2 separate regions of the Homo sapiens genome follow, and region 2 is linked to region 1. A link is an interaction called in ENCODE POLR2A ChIA-PET data of the cell type or tissue named here. Cell type or tissue: Panc1. All regions are shown on one strand. Each heading gives the region's core, and the rest is flanking DNA. Links, peaks and the distances in the headings are about the cores only. Region 1 holds the start of LOC105371442 (a long non-coding RNA gene). Region 2 has its middle 27 kb from the start of LCE5A.

Region 1 (4,397 bases), core at 287-4,286:
GGTTGCGGTGAGCTCAGATCACACCACTGCACTCCAGCCTAGCAACAGAGCAAGCTCCGTCTCAAAAAAAAAGAAAGAAAAAAAAGAATATAAACAGGTTTGGGACCGATCACAAATACACTCTTAGTGAACACATGATCCCACTGTTGGGTTGGTGCCCAAGTGTGTGGGCTATTAGAATTATCCATAGGCCTTGGACATTCATCGTTCTACGGCCACAAGTCAACATTTTTTTTTAAGAGAGAGAGAATGGAGAGATGGTAAAATGGGTCAGTTAAGAATCTGAAATAAGGCAATGAAGCGGGAAGGGAGGGGAAGAGTATGTAAGAGGTAAAACCCAAGAGATGATGATTATCTGAATGTAGTGGTGAGAAAGAGAAGCCTAGGATTATTCCCAGCTTCCCAGCATGGACAATTGGTTGGATGATGATACAATTCACTGAAATCAGGAATGAAGCAAGGGGGTTAAGCTTTAGGAGCAAAATATAGAGTCTGGTTTAAAACACATTATATTTGGCCAGGCGCGGTGGCTCACATCTGTAATCCCAGCACTTTGGGAGGCCGAGGTGGGAGGATCACTTGAAGTCAGGAGTTTGAAACCAGCCTAGCCAATATGGTGAAACCCTGTCTCTACTAAAAATACAAAAATGAGTCACACGTGGTGGCGCATGTCTGTAATCCCAGCTACTTGGGAGGCTGAGGCAGGAGAATCGCTTGAACCCAGGAATCAGAGGTTGCAGTGAGCCAAGATCATGCCATTGCACTCCAGCCTGGGCATCGCAATGAGACTCTGTCTCAAATAAATAAATAAATAAATAAATAAACCAACCATGTTGTATTTGAGATGTGTTCCTTGTGTGTGCCTATTCCTTGTTTTTGCAGCATCCATCTCCCCTTCTTCCTCAATCAAGCCCTGCTCTGCACTCCCCATCTCTTGGTGTTCTTAGTTTAGGTAGGGTTCTTCCCCAGTTCCAAGATTCAAGGACACACCTGTGCCGAAGCTAATGAGTGCCCCGCATTCCTTTGGACACAGTGATTGGCCTAGGGTGGTCAACGTGATCTAAGCTGTTCAAAATAAAGGGAATCTCAGTACCTTTGCTGAAAATTCTGGGATAAAGGCAATTGCTTATTCCTCCTTCTCGGTGGATTCTAACCTGAGAGTTTGTAGCCTTAGACAGGCCAATAGCCATCTCAAGACAACAGGGAAGGGATCTGAGAGTGGAGCCAATGTTGGAGAAACAGAGCCAAGAAATTTTAAAAAGATACCAGCTCCTAGTGCTATGCTAAGACCCTTGACCCACAGAAACTGTGAGACAGTGAAATTGTGTTGAGTAATTAAGTTTGTGGTAATTTGTTACACAATAATAGATAGCTAACACACAGTTGTAATTCTTAAAATACATTCCCACTGATTCCCTAACAATTCGTGTATGAATGTTATATTCCTTTACATTTTTAATCGTCTTAAATTTATACTCTTCCTTAAAGGATTATCTGCTCTCTGCTACCAAAAAAGTGAAACAAAAGACTCCTCAACACTTCCACACCCTCGAGTTGCTGCCTTAGATATTTCCCTTTGGTCAGAATTATTGCTTTTTTGTATGTGTCTACACCAAAGGCTTCTATTTCCTTTATTACCACTCAATCCTGAACCCCTTGAGTTCTAACACTTGCCCTCAGCATTCTACTGAAACTTCTCCCCTACTAGTCACTGGCCCAGCAGGCTTTGTTCATCCTTCCTGACGATTGCATCATGCAATGCATATTTGAGTCTCTATAATGTTCCAGACACTGTGCCGGGGGGGCAAAGCGAAAAGAATACGAACATCAGGAAACTGCCGCAGTATCCAGATCAGAGGAGGTGGTGGCCTGGACAGTGGGTGGTTGGGGATGGATTCAAGGGATATTTGGGTGGAGCATCAAATGGGCTTGGGGATTTGGTTGGATATGAGTCATGAGAGAAAAAAGTCTGATGCCCAAAGGCAGGAGGAATGGAAGGAAGCATCCAGCATGGAGAAAGATGAAAGCCAGAAGACTCAGCAAGCCAGCTTCTTCGGCCTGCTTTGTTCTAGCCACGCTGGCAGCCGATTGGATGATGCCAACCAACACTGAGGGTGGGTCTTCCTCTCCCAGTCTACTGACTCAAATGTGAATGTCCTCTGGCAACACCCTCATGGTCACATCCAGAAACAATACTTTACCAGCTATCTCGGCATCCTTCAATCCAATCAAGTTGACACCTAATATTAACCGTCACACCACCCCATCTCCCTAATGTGGGCACATTCCCCGGCCCTCATCTCTCTCTTTCTCTCTCTCTCTCTACTTCTCAAGCTAGATCTTCTCTCCAAACTCAAATTGTGAATGCCCACTGGGCATTACCAACAAGACCAATACAAAATGCCCTCACTGGGCTCATTATCTCCTCCCCAAACCAACCCTTCCTGCTAGTGTCTCTCTCTACCACTCACTTTGCTTATAGGAAGTACTCCATAGGGGTTTGTTGATCTGAATCTTGAGTTAGAAGCTTGGTACCAATTAGATCTTACTTATCAAAACCTAAGGGCCCAAGCAAGCAAAGGCTTTCTGGTTAGTTCCCTTTAGCCTGGTGTCTTAAAGCCATGGCCAGTGATTTCTTTCTTTTTTTTTTTTTTTTTTTTTTTCCGAGATGGAGTCTCGCTCTGTCACCCAGGCTGGAGTGCAGTGGTATAATCTCAGGTCACTGCAACCTCTGCCTCCCGGATTCAAGCATTTCTCCTGCCTCAGCCTCCCGAGTAGCTGGGATTACAGGCATGCGCCACCATGCCCGACTAATTTTTGTATTCTTAATAGAGACGGGGTTTCACCTTGTTGCCCAGGCTGGTCTCGAACTCTTGACCTCGTGATCCGCCCTTCTTGGCCTCCCAAAGTTCTGGAATTACAGGCATGAGCCACCGTGCCCGGCCCGATTTCTTGGTAAAGTAGCAAATAGACCAGTAGGGTGCCTGATATTTTTCCATCTCTTCCCTAGCTCACTGTTTTTTGGGGATAGTGACACTTTTTAAAAAAAAATACAGGGTGCACCTGCTAAAGGAATAATATGGAGACTTAATGACTACTGATTTTTTCCTTCTTGTGCCACTAATGAATTAAGGGACACATCTGAGAGGTAGCTACAATTGTACTAAAATCCACTGTGAGTGTGATTTATGCAAGAAAGATAATATAGCAAAATTTTGATAAATATACATGTTTTAAGTTAAAGCAAATATTTTAAATATCCTTTTTATAAATATCCATTTTCACCAATTTTTTTAAGTTAGCCAAACCAACTACAGGTCCCTACCCTTTAGAAAAGAGGACCTCTACCATTTTGCAATAAACTCTCTTAAGCTTCTCCCTGTCCAGTTGGACCTCTTCCATCCCTTTCTCCACCGTGTGATCAAAGAGAGTTTTTAAAGGCAAATGTTCTGGTATCGCTCCCATGTGTAAAACCAGGCATTGGACCTTCTGAATATACAGGATTCCCTGGAGCACTCAAGAGCCTTTGTGGTCTGCTCCCTGCCCACCTTGCCAACCAAGGCTAGAACTGATGTCACAGTGATGTGCCTCTTTGCTTTGACACACGCTCTTCTTGCTGCCCTGAAAGGCCTTGGCCGCCTTTCCACCTGTTTCTACTTGCCCTGTAGAGCAGTGTAAGTATCATCTCCCCAAGAAGGCCTTTCCTAAGACCCCTATCCAAAGCTGATTTTAATGCTCTTATTCTATGCTCCAGAGCACTCCATTCTTGCCTCTATCATAGCACTTGCCACTCTACTTACAGTGTTCTTACTTGTCTGTCTTTTCTAACTTGACTTTGAGCTCAAGAACAGAGACCTAATTAAAGGCATCTTTGTATTGCTAGGACTTAATGTGGTACCCAGCATATAGTAGCAAAAAAAAATTGTTGAATGAAAAAAATATATGATACATGAATAAGCGATAAGAGAATGCTATACCAGATGTGGGACATACCATGTATATCAGTCTGGGTTCCCACAGGAAACACATGCACACTCAAACGGGTCACTGAAGAGAATTTAAGGAATGCACTATTTATGAAGATGTAAGAGATAAGATAAATAACAAGAGATGGCAAAGCACCAGGACTAGCAAAATTAGGATGCTGTTCCCACCTCTCAGCCTGACTGGCAAGGGAGAAATTATTGGAATTCAAGAGCCATATAGCCCAGGAAGAGGGGCCACTCACGGATGCTGTGGCCTTAGATGTAGAAATACAGCCACTGTCAAACCACAGCCTGGCAGGAGGGACCCCGGGGAATAAATATTGATTTCTCTCTCTTCCCACCTTCTGATCGCCTGCAAGTGCCTCCTGTTGGTCCACCCTACTGGAAGTCTGAGCTGGGCAGAGAAGCACC
Region 2 (4,397 bases), core at 176-4,175, 450 kb before region 1:
GATGTACCTTAGATACAAAGCGAGTGCAGAGTCCCAATTGTCCCATGAGGAAACAGCTGGAGACAAACGAAGCAATTCTTGAGGTGTCGAAGAAACTTCCAGTGTGGGGGCTGAGTACACAGGAAAAAGCTCAGACACAGAGACTAACCAAAAACGGGAAATAAGAATTCTAGGCTTAGGAAACAAAGGAAAAAGGAAACTAAAGAGACCCCCCTCTAAAATTCCCCCAGATAATCCATTGGGGAAAATGCTGCAGGTTTGGAGGGATAACCCTCGAACCAGGGACAAGGAAAAGCAAAAGATAATAAATATTGCTGTTTTATCTGGCCCAAAGAGCCCGTTAATCAGCCTCAGTCTTTTGGCCTAAGTTTGGCTCAGATGAGGACTGGGTGTGCCAAACTTAATTCTCTATGTAAATACCAAAACTCCAACCTCACAAGAGGAGGTGGGTTATGCTTTTTGTTGGATTAGTGAATTAACCCCCATGATCCCCCTTAAAGAAAAAAAAAGAGCATAATAAAGGGCCTTTGCCCAGTGAAATCCCTGGCATCCCCTAACATGCTTTCCCCCTGCCCCATACATCTCACAAAGTAGAGGACAGGGAGATCAGGAGGCAACAGGAAGGCAAGAGGAAGAGGAATCTGGGGGTCATAAAGGAGCTAAACCCAATGCTCTCTTAAATCCTTATCCAAATTTAAGGAAAAAAATTAGAACAATGTTTTAAAAAATTTGAGAATTTACCTATTCCTTCTAAACAGCAGGTGTCTAACATGTACCCTCTTAGAGACTTCCCTATGGGACAGGAAGAAGTTGGATTTGTGGGTGTGCCTCTAACAAGTACTGAGGTTAGGAATTTTAAAAAGGAAATAAGGCCACCATAAAAAAATCCCCTAGATTTAGCAGAGCAGGTAGTTCAATTTTTAGGACCAATTTTTATACTTGGGCTGAAATGATGTCAATTGTAAATATTCTGTTTGCTGGGAAAGGGAGGAAGAGAAAAAATAAGAAGGTAAATTGGAAAGAGAAAGGGGAGGAAACAGCAAAGGTAGAGGACCAGAGAGAGACAGAAAGAGGAAGAAACTGAGTGTAAGGGAGAAAGGAAACAGGGGATGACAGAGAAAGCAATAGAAAAAGGAAATAAGTGAGAGAGAGACAGGAAAAGACAGATCAAAGACACAGATGGTGAGACTGGGGAGAAAGATAATGTAAAAGGAAGAACAAGTATAAAAGAAAGAAAGAGAAAGAGAGAGAGGCCATAAAGGACAGGAGACAGAGACAAAAGTGCAAGTAAGCAGTAGCGGCCACAGCTCTGCTGGTAGAGGAAATTCAAAAGTTGACCTTCAGCGGGGCCCTGGTAGTAAGCACCCCACATCAGGTCTGGAATGTATTAAACCAAAAAGCTGGAAGATGGTTAACTAATTCCCAGATTTTAAAATATAAATTCATATTACTACTACTACTAATAATAATAATAATAATAATTTGGTCTTAACAATAGATAAATCCAATAGATTTAACAATAGATACTTGCTTGAATCCAGCCAGTTTCTTATAGAAAGGAGACGAGAATGAGGAGGCATCAAACCGTAACTGTTTAAATATCATAGACTATCAAACTAAAGTTAAACCAGACCTTAGAGAAACTCCAGTACATGATGGGACAAGGCTGTTTGTGAATGGGTCATCCCAAGTAATACACAGCAAAAGACATAATGGCTATGCTGTCATTGATAGAAACAAACAATCCTTATGTGAAAAAGGTAAACCAATAACTGGTCAACCCAAACCTGTGAATTATATGCTCTTAACCAGGTCCTAAACCTCCTAGAAGGTCAAAAATGCACTATATATACTAATTCCAAATATGCCTATAGAGTAGTACACATCTTTGGAAAGATCTGGACAAAGTGGGGCCTAATAAATAGCGCTGGGAAAAAATTAGTACATGGGGAACTGGTCAAACAAGTTTTAAAAAGCCTCTTGCTTCCAGTAGCCATAGTTCACGTAAATGACCATCAGAAAGGAAACACTATAGAAGCTATAAAGAATGGGCTTGCAGATAAAGCTGCTAAGCAAGCCTCCCTGAAGAAAGAAGTTAGACTGTGTAGCCTAATACCAGATATCCCTAATGTGGTATTAAGACCCCAGTTTTCTAAAGAGGAGGAGAAAGAGCTGGGTAAGATAGGGGCCACTCAAACTGGGGATGGAAGGTGAGTGCTCCCTGACAGGAGAGTAATAATAAGCAAATCCATAATTAGAGAACCGATGTCATACTGCATAAGGGAAGTCATTGGGGAAAGTCTTGTGTAATGCAATACACAAGAATTATGGGTGTATAGAGATTTATACACTTGCTAAACAAGTGTGTGAGGGTTGTGTGACCTGCCAGAGAATAAACAAAAAGGTAGTTAAAAAAAAAAAAAAAAAAAAACGACTACTGGAAGAAGACCTCCTAGGTTAAGGCCATTTCAAAGCACTCAAGTAAATTTTACAGAAATGCCCAAAATAGAGAGACTAAAGTATCTGCTGGTAATAGTAGACCACCTCTCCAGCTGGGTGAAGGCCTTCCCCCTCCCAACTGCCACAGCCAGGAATGTGGTCAAAATAATCTTAAAACAAATTATACCCAGATTTGGCCTGGTAAAAAAAAATATTAATTCTGATAATGGAAGCCACTTTAACTCAAGGGTGCTAAGGAGAATTATGGAAGGTTTGCACATTAGATGGGATTACCACACCCCTTGGCATCCCCCCTCCTCTGGAAAGGTAGAGAAAATAAATCAAACTCTCAAAAAGCACGTTACCAAACTAATCTTAAAAACTAAAATGCTTTGGACCAAATGTCTCCCAATGATACTCCTTGGGATTAGGACAACCCCAAGAAAAGACTTAGGATTGTCCCCCTCTGAGTTATTGTATGGACTCTCATATTTAAACAAGGCTACAAAGCTTCCTACTATGGAAACCAAAGACCAATTTTTAAAAAATCATATACTGGCCATATCCTCTACCCTGTCATCTCTTAGGTTAAAAGGACTTCTGACTCAAACTCCACCCCTGAGTTCACGGTTCACCACTTCCAGCCTGGCTACTTGGTGCTGATTAAAACTTGGAAGGAAGACAAGCTCCACCCAAGCTGGGAAGGTCCCTGTCAAGTGCTCCTGACCACCGAAAAAGCCATGGAAACAGCTGAACGAGGGCGGACTCATTACACTTGGGTCAAGGGACCAGTAAAAAAAAAATGTAAGGAAGGGTAAAAGGGAAAAGGGCAAATGGGAAGTGTATAAATCGCCTAAGGAACCCTTAAAGCTAACTCTAAGGAAAACCTAGAAGAGAGCTATAAGCGGGCCCTGTCATTGGGGATGGTTATGGTTAGGATTAATCCTAACACAAAGGGTAAAAGGAAACCCGAGTATTGAATGGAGCCCAGTACTAGGGGTGGAAAGTAGGGAACATCCAATCAAACTAATAGTCAACATAACTCAGACTTTCACCCCGCAAGCTGTAAAATTTAATGCCTGCCAAGTTTTACCTTGAAGGACTTTAGGACACCAAAGACAGTTGTCACAGGCAAACAAATATCTATGACCTAAAACAAACCATTATTGGGCCCTCTCAGAAAAGCCCTACACTAGCTGAAATCAGTCTGGTAGACCAGTTAATACCAAGGCTGAGTAAGTCATTCTTCCAAAAACAAAGCCTTAAGGGGTAAAATACATTTATATAAGGGCCCCACACAACCTAACTGTGAAAATTTAAAATCCAATCATATATTAATCACAATAAACAACCCAGCTACTCTAGACCAGGAACCTTGGAAGTATGGATTAGGAGTAAATATCTCAGGAAGGGACCTCGTGGGATGGTTAGCTCTCAGGCTAATCACCAACTCATCCTGGAGCTCACTCAAAGTTACTATAACTTCTGGTCCCACCATTTCCTTTAACCCACCAGGCAATAACTCTAATAGAGTAAAAAATAATAATAATTGAAATAACTGACCTAAGGCAGACTTTAAAAATTAAGACCGGATATGAGGATGTAAATGCCTGGGTTGTATCCCCATAGGGATACAAGGCCACCAGCCCTCCAGGGTCCTCAGAAACCCCAAATATTAGATGCAGATCTAAGATTTTTAGTCCTTCCCCAGGCTCTTTTTCCCTACTTCAAGAGGCCAAATGCCCTGGAGAGGAAATCACATGAGGAATGTGTTTAAGAAAAGAGTAAGCACTGTGAACTTCGCACAGGTTGGAGGAGGGTAGGTGGGGTCCGTAAAAGAAGCCTGCAGGCATCCAGGAGGGACAGATGATAATGAGGAAAAGGAAAATCCTGTGAGTGCTCCTGGGAGTCTGGGACAATTCTGAAGTTTTCCTACCTTTGGTTCATCAACCGAAGAA

The links. Peaks named below come from ENCODE experiments on the same cell type or tissue, not always from the same donor. Only the 100,000 strongest peaks of a DNase experiment are listed, where the experiment ranks them.
Region 2: POLR2A ChIA-PET joins it to region 1 with 22 read pairs; 2 of 35 experiments call an interaction of 5 or more read pairs at or near these places.

What each region holds. Positions count from the first base shown.
Region 1 is chr1:152,026,768-152,031,164 of GRCh38, reverse strand. LOC105371442 (a long non-coding RNA gene) reads left to right here and starts at 3,577. Exons shown (of 3, transcript XR_001738235.2): 1 at 3,577-3,674; 2 at 4,346-4,397. In Panc1, for the core only: no CTCF peak of the experiment used is centred there; no DNase peak of the experiment used is centred there; H3K27ac peaks cover 1,562 bases.
Region 2 is chr1:152,481,172-152,485,568 of GRCh38, reverse strand. No RefSeq gene overlaps it. Among named protein-coding and RNA genes, the nearest start is that of LCE5A, 27 kb to the left of the region's middle. In Panc1, for the core only: no CTCF peak of the experiment used is centred there; no DNase peak of the experiment used is centred there; H3K27me3 peaks cover 311 bases.